2 separate regions of the Homo sapiens genome follow, and region 2 is linked to region 1. A link is an interaction called in ENCODE POLR2A ChIA-PET data of the cell type or tissue named here. Cell type or tissue: OCI-LY7. All regions are shown on one strand.

Region 1 (8,000 bases):
GCTTAAAAGGTGCAGTTAAGAGCATAATCCTCGTTCAGGTGGTAGAGATGCAAACATGTCCAATGTAGACTTATAAATTAATCCAATATCATTAAGGTCTATTGGAACACTTTCTAGAGTGAGACAAGCACACAGTGAAATTTACTCAGAGGAATAAGGAATAACAGAGACTTCTTTTTTAAAAAGTGAGGGTGGGTCTGTCCTACTGGACTGCAAATTATAAAGCTGCAGTTATTGAACGTACGTGGAGCTGTATTAAAAGCAAGCATCCCTGGGCTGGTATATATTCCAGAAACAAAATTCAAGCTATTAAAGGAACGTAATAAATGACATATCAGGAGTAACACAAAAGTGGAAAAGAGAACTACTGTTAAATGCCAACTTAAATAAAAAATGATTTATTGCACTTTAGGTCCTGGTGACACAAAATAACTTTTAAACCAGGCAACAATTTATGCATTAAAACTATCTAATTTGTATTAAAAGTGAAAAATTTCCAGTTTACCTATAGAACAAACTTCTACATGTACCACTAGCCTAAAATAAAAGTTTAACAAAAGTGAAAATGAGATAGCATTCTTACTACTGAAGAGATAAAAAAGAGCAATGCCTTGAGAAATAAATAAATAGTAATATCAAAATACGACAAACATAATTGATGAAAGTTTTACTACTCAAAGTAGCACATGTAAAGAACTGATATAAATATATACAAAAAGCCCAGATGCTATTCATTAAGTGGGCCACAGAAGAATGGTCCACTTAGCCCAAAGGAAGTCTAAACGAGAAAAAAATACAGAAATGCACTATTCCTAGCCATTAAAGAAAAACAAGCCAAAGCAACTTTAAACTACCACTGAACACATTAAACTAAAATAAGTACAAATAGTAAAATTCAATGTTGACACAGTTCTATGGGAAAAAAATGTGAGTTGCTAATGGTAGATTTAGCGGAGGGTGGAGATGGCATCATGTCCCTTAAGCAGCAGCTAAATCTGACTCCTACATCCACGTGATGTCCTAGGAGGGAGCTGGGCTTCTGATGGGGGTGACACATGGCTGCTAGGAAACTAAGCCATAAGGCCCCCAGCCTTGGCAAACAGTGGCAGTCTCACTGCAGAGTTTGGCACAAAGACTGCAAAGAGTCTGGCACAAACGGAGAATAGGAAAACCACTAACTTTCAAATGGCCCACCAGGACTTGGGTGATGAGCTTCTTGCAGTGTCTATGTGGACTGAAGACCAGAGATCCTTCCCCAAAATTTCTGGTAACCCCTTGTAGCTTTGTTACAACCTTAGGGATACAAATCACCATCCCAAACACACAGTTACCATATAACCCATGAATTACACTTCTAAAAGTATACACCAAAGAGAAATGAAAACATCCATCCACACAAAAACTTGTACACGAGTGTTCACAGCGGCATTATTCCTAGCAGCCAAAAGAATCCATTCACTCATGAACGAGCAAATAAAGTAAAGCCCATCTATACAATTGAGTATTATCCAGCCATAAAAAGGAATGAAGTTCTGATACATGCTACAGCACGGCTGAGCCCTGCAAACCTTATACTAAGTGAAAGAAGCCAATCAAATAGGCAAATCCACAGAGATAGAAAGGAGATTGGCGGTTGCCTGGGGCTGAGAGAGTTGGAGGAAAAAGGAGAGTACAGGGTTTCTTTTGGGGAAGAGGAAAATGTTCTAAAATTGATTGTGGAAATGAACTTGTAATTTGAATATACTAAGTCACTGAATTACACACTTTAAACGGGTGAGCTGTATTGTATTTGGGTTATATCTCAACAAAGCTATTTTAAGCACGCGTGCACACACACACACACACACAATCATTAATATGAACCTCCCTCCAACTCTGATACATGGAGGCTTGAAGCCAAATTTAACTTGATTTAGGAAAACAAGCTAATAGGCTGTCTCTTACAGCTCAGTCTTTCAAAACAAGTTTCTGCGTGTTAAACATACCACAGTTTTTAAATGGAGACCCTAAGGAAAGCTCTGAGCCTCTCTTCTGCTACCTTGCTTGGTCCTGAGAGTCCTGCCTTTTCTTCTTTCTTTTCTTCCCTTTTAAAATCTGTTTCTCAATCAAAAATGTGCCCGGCATTGGCTCCTGTTTTCCCTCCCAACAATTCTGCTAAAAACGCACCCCTCAATTCAATTTCCAGACCTAGGGTGACGCTCTTAACAACAGAAAAGGTTTGAGAATCACAAGCTCTGTCTCTTTAATTCCAATATAACAGAAAGCCTTCTCTTATTCTCCGATGCCACTTTCATTTCAGATTTTCTAATTCAACTTTTAAATTTCCCACTGATTTTCCATTCTTGGCACTTCTTCCCCTTTCTCTTTGGCACAGCCACTTCAAGGGCCAGCTTGTCATCTGTGCAGCCCAGACCTCCTGCCCACTGTTGCCTTATATTTTGGTTGGCTATTCATTTTACCCTTTGCCAACCTCTTCTAACTTGGATGTCCCCCAGTTCCCTCCCTCGACAAACCATTTGTAAATTTCACATTCTGGCTTTTCTTCCTAACGCTGGCCAATCACAGATGAAGGAAGGCCAGGTGGCAGCTCCCAGGTGGCATGAGTGTCACTTGAATGCCCTCTGGCCTTGCCTCAGCCTCTCCTTGTTGCTACAAGTGCAGCTGAAGGCACCTAGCCCAGGAACCCCCAGCTCAGTCCAGCAAATCCATAGAAAGCTTCCACTTCCATGATCTCAGCTTTACCTCTTGTCTACCCTAACAAAGGCAAAGAGGATAAAAACATAATGAGCACTGGTGAAAAAATATCTGAAGATATGCAGATCTGTATATATCCCATATATGTCTTCATCTCCTTTGGATTCAAATTCTGGCTCTACCATTTACTAACTGAGTAACCTTAGGGGCAACATGCCCAAGTCTGAGCTTCCTCATTTGTGAAAATGAGGATAATAATAGCACCTGTGGCTGGGCATGGTGGCTGACACCTGTAATCCCAGCACTTTGGGAGGCCAAGGCAGGTGGATCACGAGGTCAAGAGATCGAGACCATCCTGGCCAACATGGTGAAAGGCAGAGGTTGCAGTGAGCCGAGATCGTGCCACTGCGCTCCAGCCTGGCCACAGAGCAAGACTCCGTCTAAAATCATAATAATAATAATTTAAAAAAATAATAGCACCTCCTCAGAAATATTTTGAGGATTAAATGAGATAGTTCAAGTGAAGGGCTTGAACTGTGACCACTCTATCTGTCCATATAAAGCAAAATCATGGCTTACTGTTTACATGAAGGACAACATAAAAATCAGATGGAAAAAAATGCTATTCCTATCTGTGACCAGCTCTTTAAAAGGACAGAAATGGAGAACTCCTCCCTTGTTGCTATGCAGCCTTCTGCAGGCGGAGCCCATCAGCTCTGAAATCCGCTCCATGTGGTTATAACAGCTCTGCAGAGCTTGAAAAAACCTCTTTCGCTCTGTTCCTCCCCCAACGGGTTCAGGCCAATCTGTGTTTTCCCCAAGACAAAACTGCAATCCCTGCAAGACATAGCTTTGCAGAAACCTTTGCCCGTCTGGGGGGCTTGCAAAGCCAGGCATGCTTGTCAGGCTAGAACAAAACTTGCCTCTGTGAGTTCTGTTAGCATGGCTTCTGCTGGCAGCTGCTGCTGCAGGACTGCAGGTGGTGGTGCAATCGATACCATGTCATCAGTGAGTTCAAGGTCAGGTGAATCTGCATACCACAGAAGACAATGATTTTAATGTCGCTAGGTTGGTTCCCCTGTCCTGCCCTTTTACTGTAGGGGAAGTAAATATCAGAGAAACACTCAAGCCTTTCCCTTTTATGTGACAAGCCAACACCCCCTCTGGCTGGACCATAAGCCTTCTGTCTAAATGTAGCTGGACCTCTTGTCTTACCTGTAGTTCACAGGTCTCCACCTATTTTAGTACAGCAGGTGCTCTGTGCCTCTGGGGCTGTTCCTTGGGTCTATGAACTTGGACAAAACGTAAGTGGTTTCCCACAGTGGTGTGTGTGTGTGTGTGTGTATGCATCTGTGCATTCAGCAGACATTTATTAAGCACCATGGTAGATCAGACACTGTGCTGGGTGACAGAAACATAAAGACAAATTATACAGTCCTTCGAGGAGCTCACAGTTCTAGGAAGTGAGGGTGGGAGCAAGTAACTGACAATCCCAAGAGGGGAGGATGTGCTCAGACAAAGCCATCTAAAGAGATCACCCAATATGAGCACTTTGACCAGCACCCAGTGATTCCCAAAGCAAATGGCACCTTAACAAGGCTGGAAAAGTGAGCAAGAGTTAACCGAAGAGAACCACATGCAAAGGGGGGTAGTGTCGTGTGTGTGTGTGTGTGTGTGTTTGTGTGTGTGTGCGTGCACCTGCGTGGCACTCCACCACAGATTATTCATCACAGTGCCTTTCTAAAAACCCTACATTAAATATCTTACATCTTGAAATTTATTGTGTTCCATCCCATTGGGCAGAAGGTCAGAGAGAACATTTCTGTGAGTCATACCTCACTGGATTTCTACATCTTGTTAAGCGTTCACTTTTTCTGAAGTATCAGAGACAGACTTCTCAGCTCCCCACCCAGTGTTCCAAAAGTGGTGGGGGGCATTCTACCCAGGTAGAAACACCTCCTCCTCCTCGGGCTCAGGCCACACCAAGAAGGCTCCAGGGAGACTCCTCTGGAGAAGCAGGCTGACTTAGCTCTATTCTTAACTGACACAGCTCTGCTACTACTGAATAACAACCTTCTTGCATAGATACTGAAGTGTTACTGCCTTTGGCCTGATCAAGCACTGACCATGAGTTGCCAGAACTTCAGTCTGGGGGTCAGCCCTCTAGGCTCCAGTTTACTGGCTTGATTCATTCATTCACTCAATCACTTATTTGTTGAACTCCCAACTGTGCCTAATACTCTTACAGGTGCCAGAGATACAGAACCAAACAAAACGCACAAAGCCTACATTCTAATGAAAGAGACATACAATAGACATTAGTAAATAAACGAGAGATGTTCAAGTAGGAATAGGTTTTGTGAAAAAGCAAAGATAAGACAGGGTAACGTGTTTCAGTGTGACGTTAGGAGAGTTTATTTGTAATAGGGTGCACATTTTTGTGCCCCTCTAAGGGGACAACTGAGCTGAGACCTGAATGATGAGCAGGAGCTGGGAGGTTGGGGGCAATGCGCTTGGAAGAAGGAACTGCAAGGTTCTGAAAGAATGGTGAGCTTGAGAATTCCAGGGATAGCAGCTGAAGTGTAGGAGCTACGAAGAGAGGTGAGAGAGGCCAGGACAGGTAGGTGCCAGTAGGCTACTGTATGGAGTTCAGACTTTAAGTACAATGGGAATCCTTTGAAGAGTTTTAAGCAAAATGGTGACACTATCTGACCTTTGTTGTTTAAAGACTGCTGTATCAAAACTGCTCTGGATTCTGGGCGTCTAGCATCTACTAGTTCCTCCTCTTCTTGGATAACCTCTTTGAATTTGACCCGTGGCTTATAAGCTTGAGGCTTCTCTAGTTCAACATCTGGCACCAGCCTCTGGGCTGACCACAGAGAGAGATGGAGGTGAGCTTCGCCAATGAGCACACACCCCCATTCATTCATCTCGATGTCTTATTCCCTAATCAGCATGGCCTATGCACTCATTAGCCAAGTCCCTGATTACAGAGTAAACTTGTCTTTCAACAAAACTGCAGATTCTTGTTCCCTTCAAAGCTGCCTTGGCAGTTTGCCAATTTCAGCACAGTAATAGATTTCCTGAGAAGCATTCAAACTTGCCGTCTCTCCCACGGGCTATTGCCCAGACCAGTTGTGTGGAGTTTCCAGGTTTTAAAAGATCATGTGTGTGATCTACAGCCAAGCTTCTCAAGCAGGGATGGGCACATGTGAGGGTTTACTGAAGGATACTAATGTGACCAGGCCCACCCCAGATTTAATGAATCCCAACCTGGGGGGAGTTGGGTGGGGGGCAGGCGGGAGAGAGACTATATTTTTGTTTGTTTTAATTTTTGAGATGGAGTCTCAGTCTCACTCTGTCACCCAGGCTGAAGTACAGTGGCACAATCACAGTTCACTGCAGCCTTGATCTCCTGAGCTCAAGTGATCCTCCTGCCTCAGCCTTCTGAGCAGCTGGGACCATAGATGTGCACCACGTCTAGCTAATTTTTTTTTTTTTTTGAGAGAGCGAGATGAGGGTCTTGCTATATTGCCCAGAATGGTGTCAAACTCCTGGGCTCAAGTGATCCTCCTGCCTCTGCCTCCTAAGGTGCTGGGATTACAGGCATGAGCCGCTGCACCTGGCCTTTTTTTTTTTTAAAGAGACAGGATCTCACTCTGTCACCTGACTGGAGTACACTGGCATGATTATAGCTTACTATAACCTCGAACTCCTGGGCTCAAACGATCCTCCCACCTCAGATTTCCAAAGCCCTGGGATTATAGACGTGAGCCACTATGCCTGGCCAAAAACATATTTTTTGAAAAGTTCATTAGTCAAATCTGATATGCACTTTTGTTTAAGAGCCATTAAACGGAGAAGAAACAGGCTATATTTACAAGCTCACCACTGCAAATTCTTTTCTAGAACAAGGCTAAGTAAAAAATGAATAAATATGCATCCATACACTAGCAGCCACAGTACCAGAAGAGGCAAAACTACCTCCAGCTTCTATGAATCAGGGCTCCATAAGAAAGAAAAGACGAGGTGAGGAATTGGGTGTTAGGGGCATATACAGCTCTGGCCCCCTCTGCTCAGAAAGTCATTGCAGGAGAATGAGAAGCTCCCTCTTTTGCACACTCGCTGCTTTAAATGTTCACAGCTCCGCAGCAGCAACCAGCAAACCCACACACCCAGAGTTCTCAACACCATATTCCCTGAAGATACATATTCTGCAAGGCTTTCAATTCCCTTGGATATTCCCGTGTGAGTTTAAAATATTGCAGCCCTCCTTAATTAACAAAAAAAGTCTATAACACCAAATAATTAGAATTCCTCCACCATTCCTCACGCTGGAGTGTTTATGAAGATGACAGGCCCTCGCCTGGAAAAAGCAGAACCAAAATAAACTGAGCAGCAATTAGGCTGCAGCCATTTCGTTTGGCAGGTGTTTATTGGGTACCTACTGGGTGCCAGTTTCTATGCAGTACTCTTTGCTGATGCCATTTCATTTAATCCTCCAACCCACTTCCCAAAGTGGCTATTATCATTATCTCTCTTTTACAAATGAGGAAGTTAGGAGCCCAAGGGGCAGTTAAAGGGCTTCCCCAAGGCATAGCATTAGTGCCAGGATAGAGAGTTGAACCCAGGCTTGAGTCTAAAGTGGGTGCTCTTTCTCTCAGTCTCTTAGAATCGCATATTGTCAGGCATTGTCACACATGTGATTCTAAGACAGCGAGAGAAAGAGCTCTGTGGAACTTAAAGATGAATTGGCCTTGCATCCCTGCCCTCAAGTTGCTCACAGAAGAGCAACGAGCAAGGGAAAGGTTATATAACTAAAGTGTACGACTGAATGTGATCAATGCTGCATAATGAAAGATATGAGCTCTGGAATCACGGAGGTGGGGCAAAGTAAGTCCAATTCAGGGCAAATTTAAGGCTTCACAAGCCAGATGACATCTGATATAGTTTGGGTGTTTGTCCCCTGTAAATCTCATGTTGAAATGTAATTTTCGATGTTGGAGGTGGGGCCTGGTGGGAGGTGTTTTGGTCATGGCAGAGGATCACTCATGAATGGCTTGGTGCCCTCCATATGGTAATGAGTGAATTCTAGCTCTGAGTGCAGGAGACAGCTGGTTGTTTAAAGAGCCTGCCACCTTCTCCCTCTCTCTCTTGCTCCTACTCTTTCCATGTGAGATGCTGGTGCACTTTCCCTTCCTCCATGATAGAAGGCTTCTTGAGGCCCTCACCAGAAGCAGATGCTGGAGCCATGCTTGTACAGCCCGCAGAACCAAGAGCCAATCAAACCTCTTTTCCTTATAAAT
Region 2 (8,000 bases), 90 kb after region 1:
GTTGGGTGGGCAGGGAAGGACTGCACTGTATAACTGATAATATATTTACATTGTAATCAGATCTAGTTTCAAATCCCAGCTCCACTACTTACAAGCAATGTGCCCTTAGGCCAGTTGGTTTTTACATGTTCTCTCAATCTCAACTTCCTCCAAGCAAAATGGGCAAGAACTATCTGACAGTGTCATCGTCATGGGGACTCAATAAGATTAAACCCTTGATCCAGTGACTAACACAATAATAGCTGTCTCATAAATGTTAGTCTTCTTATTCAGAAGTCTACATATTCACAAACTAGGACAAATCTTCAATAAAATGTGAAAGAAGAATCTTGTAAAAATTTTTCTCTTGCTATGCCCCATGGGAAATTAAAAGAATAAATTAATTGTGCTATTTTTATAGGTAAAGACACTGACCTTCCATCAGTAGGACACTGGGAGTTCCATGTCTAAGGAGGGTGAGAGATCCACACTGTTGACACTTCCTCCCTGCATCTCCCAGTGACCAACACGACCCGTTGTGAGAGCTGGCCAAGGTTAGCAACATCATCACATCAGGAGGAAAGATGGGGAATGTCGGCAGCATCTTAAGCAGCACACTGAAGCCAAGACTCCCAGTCTCCTTCTCAGATGTGCAAATGAAAAGAGCCAATCAGACAGGCCTTGAGATCTGTTAAAGCACCAGACACGCCGTCGGAAGTGGCAGTCACATGACTGTCTTGGCTTTTAGCATAATTACATGAACTGAGAGATGGCCTTATGATCATAAATAAAAGCCTCCAATTGAGACTAATAATGTGTATCCAACTAAAAGACATCTACTAGGGTACCACGTGGACTCCGCATCCCTAGGTTTGAAACATGATGACATGATGACAGCAAAGGAGGAGGAGCTGCTGACATCTGGAAGCAAAGAAAAATTTCACCTTTCCGTGCCAGAAAACCAAACCAATGCTCATTCAAGAAAATTAGGTCTGACGTCTTAAATTCAGTGAAAGGGTTAATTATATGTCACAAGTGAGACACCATAATCAAAGGAAATTGCAATTTTTTATAAAGCATCGCTGAGTGCCTACTAGGTTGTACCATTGGGACTATACACAGTATTTGAAGCTGTTTTAGACCACGCAGCAAATCTGACTCCCATCCTCTCTACCTTGAAATCTTATTCCCTTTTACATAATTACAAATGCAACTAGTTGACTGGCCTGTGAAGCCTAGGTTTCAAAGTCCTTGGAGACATCGTGCACCTACTGTGGAAGCTTCCCTTCCTCTAGCCCATATATGGATAGGAGCATTGGTGTGCCAGGGCCAGGTCACATCAGAGCTGAGCCAGTTGAGGCATCACTTCCCAACTCCATTATCATGTTAGTAGCTTGAAATCAGCCATGGTGGGAGTATTTATACAAGGAAAATTGGCCAACACTATCAAGCAGGCCACCTGTCATTGTTATCTTCCATAGAACAAGCTTACCAACATGTGAAGTTGTCTTTTACTGCTACGAAGGAGGAGACAAATGTTCAGAAGTTTGCCCTCCAAACTGACATTTAAAACTGACCTCTACCAAGGCCATGGTGAAAGGGGGATCAGGCTAAGAAGGCATTTTTATACCATGTGCCCCTTCTCCTCTGGCCTCTGCTGAATGGATGAGAGGTAGTTTCCCTAATTCCATTGGCCAGATTGCAGCAGCTTGATTCTCCCTCATGGGAATGTGGAACTGGGGCAGAGTCTTGATGGTGGGCGTTTAAACTAAAGAGGCTTGCCCACTCTGGCTGCAGTGAGCACCACAGCAAGTGAAAAGCCCCGTGCAAGGTTTATTGTCAGGGGAACCAAGAAGCTATGGGGAAGCAGAAAAAGCCAGTCTCCAGAAAGAGGCAGAAGGATGAACTGGGCCATAGGAAGAAGAGGCACTGGGCCCAGGAGATGCACAGCCAGTAACCTTAGCCTCTTAATATCCTGGAGGGCAATATCATGAAGCAGAGTGTGGGCTCTGGAATCGAACTGCCTGGGTTCCAATCTCTACTCTGCCAGTTAACTGGGAGACACTGAACCAGTTACTGTTAAGTTATTCTGTGCCTCAGTTCTCTCTTCTGAAACATGGGGATAATTGCAGAACCTACTTCATAGGGTTGGTATGAGAATCAAATGAACTGATACAAACAGTAAATGCTCAAAAGTATTAGCTGTTATTTCTATCAATTAATTATAGCATCCACGTGGCCTGGTTATATTTCATTCCTATTACGAATATGTCACCTGGGATTCCCCCATGGCCTGAGGCCCCATACTGGAGCTAGTTTTAGTTGTGTAGCTAGGTGATCTGTCCCCTGAATCACAGAATAATGTGCAAATCCCTGGACCAATGTGTGACCTTTAGCAAATCACTTTCTCAACCCTCTCTTAGAGTAGTGTGAGATTCAAATAGGAAAAGAAACTGAAAGCTTCGACAACCGTGAACTGTTGTACCAAACTCTGGAGACTGTTGTCTCTGCAGGGAAAAGAAAAGATATTACATTGGTCACAAGAATGGAAAACACTTGTTTAAAATGTGTTTATTGCTGGACTAGAGACTAGAGAAATATTCCCCATCCAACTGGAAAAAAAGGTTCAGTTTCCGTAGGGTTCACCAGCTTGATTCATACGTTCATCTCCAGTATTAATAAGATAATAACAGGAAACTGCCAAAGACAGTTCTAGGATGCTGATTTTTTAATACACTTTCACCCAGCTTAATTATGTTCAAAATAATGCTCCAAAGACTGATCCTCCCATTCTTTTCAAAACAAAGACTTCTTAACGGACAATGAAGGATACAAATCTAGAGATATTTTTATTCATCCCTTTTCAACAAGAACTTATAAGCCACACTGTCAATTTCAACACATTTTCTTCTCACACTTCCCATTTTTCTTCAGCCTTCTTGGGTTTGCTGTTGACACCTGGTAAATAAAAAGGCAAGTGACAGGGGAACGGCATTCATTACTAGGGACAGAGGTAGGCAGACAGGTCTGGGAGTCCCAGTTTCATTCTAGATACTTCATTCCATATTTCATGTGGAAAGACTGAAGTTAGAAGTATTCTAGGCTTCCCCATTTACTTGAACTGCATAAATACCAAAACCATTTTGTGTGTCTGACGTCAGGAGATTTTATTTCTAGCTAAGAATAGATTTAACATATATAAATCTCAATCTAAATCGAATTCACCTCTTGTGGTTAGGACACTTGGGCAAAGCCACGTCTGAGTGAACAGGAGGCAGGTGCAGCAGCGACCTTGGCCTATGTTGAGGAAGCTACTTGGCCTTATTTATATCTAGGATTGGTTATAACATGAATTTATCCCCATTCTATGTGGTGTTTAAAAGGGCCCATGATTTTTCTTAAATGTCTGCAGAAGTATCGTCTAGAGAAGGAAGCCAGGGAGTAAAGGAAAATGGGCAGAACCGTCTAAGGAGATATTTTAACTCTAGGTTTGAATCTGACCTGTGTTGTTAAAGCTATTTATTCTCTTTTATAATAAAAGGTCTTTCCCTGTTTCTAACAGAAGTTCAAGTTCTCTCATGACACAATTTAGTTAGCATGGAAAGAGGGTCATGATATAGTGTTAACGGGAAAAGCAAGTTGCTGAATATTATACCTTTTATATCTTAAAAAAAAATTAAGTTGAGGCTACGTCTATGGATATAAATATTTGTATGAAGAGGTCTGGAAGGATCCATCACACTTGACTGACAGCATGACTCTAGAGAATAGCAAGGTGATATGGTTTGGCTGTGTCTCCACCCAAATCACACCTTGAATTGTAGTTCCCATAATCCCCATGCATTGTGGAAGGGACTCAGTAGGAGGTAACTGAATCATGGGGGCAGTTACCCCTACGCTATTCTTCTGATAGTGAGTTCTCACAAGATCTGATGGTTTTATTCTCCCCACTTCACTCGGCACTTCTCTTTCCTGCCATCATATGAAGAAGAATGTGTTTGTTTCCCCTTCTGCCATGATTGTAACTTTCCTGAGGCCTCCCCAGCCATGCGGAACTGTGAGTCAACTAAACTTCTTCCCTTTCTAAATTACTCAGTCTCGGGCAGTTCTTTATAGTAGCGTGAGAGTGGACTAATACACAAGGCAAAGAGGGCCTTTTGCATTTTACTGCATCTACCTGAGTATTGCTTGAATTTAATAAAATATATATTACTTTCATAATTTTTTAAAATCCAATGAAGATTGAAGATAGGCCTATATTTATCTGGGCCTCACACTGGAACTATGACAGCAAACTGTGGGAAAACTCTTCCCTTTTCAGAATGAAAATCGTTGGCTGGGCTTGGCTGCTAATGTAGGAAGAAGCAGGAAATGCAGATGGTAGAACTCCACCAAAACATCTGCTTATGGCTTGTAAAGACACAGACGGGGGATGGGGGAAGAAGGGAAGATCTTGAGGCTGTTATCCACAGATGAGAAAACGAAAGCCCTGAAAAGTGAAATGATTTGGTAACAGCCAGGGGTGACCTCAGTCTCCTGAATGCAACCAATGCAATTTTCCCTCACCCAGGCTGTTTTCCCTAGACCTTAAACCAAAGTAGTGTCTGCTGGTAGCTTTCAGAATGAGAAAATGGGCCAGGAATGATAGTTCATGCCTATAATCCCAGCACTTTGGGAGGCCGAGACTGGCAGATTACTTGAGGTTAGGAGTTCGAGACCAGACTGGCCAACATGGTGAAACCCCATCTCTACTAAAAATACAAAAATTAGCCAGGTGCAGTGGTGCGTGCCTGTAGTCCCAGCTACTTGGGAGGCTGAGGCAGGAGAATTGCTTGAACCTGGGACGTGGAGATTGCAGTGAGCCGAGACTGTGCCACTGCACTCCAGCCTGGACAACAGAATCAGACTCCATCTCAAAAAAATAAAATAAAATAAAGAGAGAGAGAATGAGAAAATGAACTAGAGGTACCTGATACTTTTTATTTTACTAAAGAAATCCTTGAGGGATCTTCAATATCATCTGTAAGCTCACGGGCCTTAAAAGAGAAATTGTTCTGCACAAACACGTCCATAAAGCAGAAGTGGGAATACTTCTCTCTCATTTTATTTTATTTTATTTATCTTTTATTTTTGAGACAGAGTCTTGCTATGTCACCCAGGCTGGAGTGCAGTGGCACAATCCCGACTCACTGCAACCTCCACCTCCTGGGTTCCAACAATTCTCATGCTTCAGCCTCCCAAGTAGCTGGGACTATAGGTGTGCACCACCATACCTGGCTAATTTTTGTATTTTTAGTAGAGACGGGGTTTCATCACATTAACCAGGATGGTCTCGAACTCCTGACCTCAAGTGATCCACCCTCCTTGGGCTCCCAAAGTGTTGGGATTACAGGATTGAGCCACCGCATCTGGCCCCTATTATTTTATAGACCAGCACTACCCTTCTAACAAAACCAGACACCTTTTAGCAAAACAAAACTACAGACCAATACCCCTCATGAACATGAAACTAAAAATTCCTAACAATGGCCTGGCCGTTGTTAGAAATTTCTTTTGAGATGGAGTCTTGCTCTTGTCACCCAGGCTGGAGTGCAGTGGCATGATCTCAGCTCACTGCAACCTCTGCCTCCCAGGTGCAAGCGATTCTCCTGCCTCAGCCTCCTGAGTGGCTGGGATTACAGGCACCCACCACCATACCCAGCTAATTTTTTTGTGTTTTTAGTAGAGACAGGGTTTCACCATGTTGGCCAGGCTGGTTTCGAACTTCTGACATTAGGTGATCCTCCTGCCTTGGCCTCCCAAAGTGCTGGGATTACAGGCATGAGCCACCACATCTGGCCAGGAATTTCTTTAGTTTGTAAAAAGTTGTCTTTTTACAAACTAAAGATAAACCCTGTGATCATCTCAATAGACAAAGAGAAAGCATTTGCCAAAATCTGATAACCAGTCATGATAAAAATTCACAGCAAATTTGCTAGAGAAGGGAATTTCCTCAGCCTGATAAAGGGCCTCTGTGAAACAAAATCAAAACTATAGCCAACATCATACTCTAGAGAAAGACTGATATTTCCCTCCAATGCCAGGATCAAGGCAAGGATGTCCACTCTCCCTATTTCTATTCAGCAAAGTACTAGAAGTTCTAGCCAGTGCAATAAGGCAAGAAAAATAAATAAAAGCCTTACAGATTTGAAAGAATGAAAAGTGTCTTTATTCACAGATAACATTATTTCCTATTTAGAAAAATCTCAAAGATTCTATAAAAAGCTACTAGAACTAAAATGAGTTTAGGAGGGTCATATGATATAAGGTTTTTAAAATTATATTTCCATACACTAACAAAGAAATTTTTCTATTACTATATGCCAAAGCACTGAAAAACATGAAAAATGTATGTACAAATTTGTATGTGGAAAACTATAAAACATTGATGAGAGAAAAGAAAGAATACCTAAGTAAATGGAGAGAGATATGTTCACGGATTAAAAAAAAAAACACTGTTAAGATAGAGATCTCTAAATGGTCTAGATTCAAAGAAATTCCAACCAAAAATCCAGCAGGCTTTTTAAATAGAAATTAACAAGAAGATACTAAAATCTGTATAGAAAGCATAAGACCTAGAATAGCCAAAAAGATTTTTTAAAAGAATAAAGAATACTCACACTATCTGACTTCAAGACTTACTACAGAACTAAAGCAGTGAAACTCAATCACGGTCAATTTTACTCCCTAGGGGGACATTTAGCAATGTCTGGAAACATTTTTGGTTGTCACAACTAAGAGTGAGGGGAGTTACTGACATCTACCAGGCAGTCAGAAATATTGCTAAACTTCTAATGCACAGGACAGGCAACCACAACAAAGAACCGTTGAACCCAAAATGTTAATAGTGCTGACGTTAAGAAACCCTGAACTAGAGAAATCAAGACAGTGTTGTACTGGCATATGGAGAGAAGTACAATAGAACAGACTAGAAATAAACCCAGACATATATGGTGCCAAGATAAGTCAATGGACCAAGGATAGTCTTTTCAATAAGTGGTGCTAGAACAATTAAATATCCATATAAAAAAATTAACCTTGATTCTTACTTTGCACCATACACAAACATGAAATGGATCACAGACCTAAAAGTAAAAATAAAAATACAAAACTTCTAGAAGAAATCATAGATATTTGTGACCTTGGCACACATTAGGCAATTTCTATGCTAGGACACAAAAAGCACAAATCTTAAATTGAAAAGTTGATAGAGTTAATCTAAATTTAAAACTTCTCTCCTTTTAAAAAAAAAAAACAAAAAACAAAAAAAACGCTGTTAATAAAATGAAAAGACAAGCCACAGACCGGGAGAACACAGTTGCAAAACACCTATCTGATAAAAAGACTTGTATCCAGACTATATAAAGAAAAGCTCAAAACTCAGTAAAAAGAAAACAATCCAATTTTTAAATGGGCAAAATAACTTAACAGACTTCAAAGTAGAGATATAGATGGCAAGTAAGAACATGAAAAGATATGCAACAATAAAATTATTAGTGATTAGAGAAATGTAAACTAAAATGAATGAGATACCACTAAACAGCTATTAGAATGGCTGACATCTAAATTAAAAGGAAAAACAAAGCTGACAATACCAAATGCCAGTGAGGATACAGAGGAACAACTAGAACTCTCATACATTGCTAATGAGAATGCAAAACTGTACAGCTACTTTGAAAAACAGTTTGGCAGTTTCTTATAAGATGAAATACGTCCCTAACACATGACCAAGCAATCCCACCCCTAGGCATTTACCCAAAAGGAATGAAAACTGCCCACAGAAAGACTTCCATGTCATAAACTGGAAACAACCCACATGTCCATCAACTGCTGAATGCATAAGCAAACTGTGGTGCAATGGAATACTATTCTGCAATAAAAAGAACAGAATTAGTGATCGATGCAATGACACAGATGATTTTCAAGAGCATTATGCTAAGTGAAAGAAGCCAAATGCAAAATGTTATATACAGTACAATTCC

Evidence for each region. ChIA-PET counts read pairs that join two places held together with the same protein. Peaks named below come from ENCODE experiments on the same cell type or tissue, not always from the same donor. Only the 100,000 strongest peaks of a DNase experiment are listed, where the experiment ranks them.
Region 2: POLR2A ChIA-PET joins it to region 1 with 31 read pairs; 2 of 35 experiments call an interaction of 5 or more read pairs at or near these places.

What each region holds. Positions count from the first base shown.
Region 1 is chr11:33,473,893-33,481,892 of GRCh38, reverse strand. The region is part of intron 1 of KIAA1549L (KIAA1549 like); the gene reads right to left. Among named protein-coding and RNA genes, the nearest start is that of KIAA1549L, 100 kb to the right of the region's middle. RefSeq lists an enhancer at 3,458-3,747. In OCI-LY7, no CTCF peak of the experiment used is centred here; DNase peaks (open chromatin) are centred at 3,702, 4,162, 5,742, 7,152 and 1 weaker place; H3K4me3 peaks cover 4,749 bases; H3K27ac peaks cover 5,734 bases.
Region 2 is chr11:33,384,218-33,392,217 of GRCh38, reverse strand. The region is part of intron 1 of KIAA1549L (KIAA1549 like); the gene reads right to left. Among named protein-coding and RNA genes, the nearest start is that of KIAA1549L, 12 kb to the right of the region's middle. In OCI-LY7, a CTCF peak has its summit at 6,818; DNase peaks (open chromatin) are centred at 2,407, 3,227, 4,047, 4,407 and 2 weaker places; H3K4me3 peaks cover 6,126 bases; H3K27ac peaks cover 7,751 bases.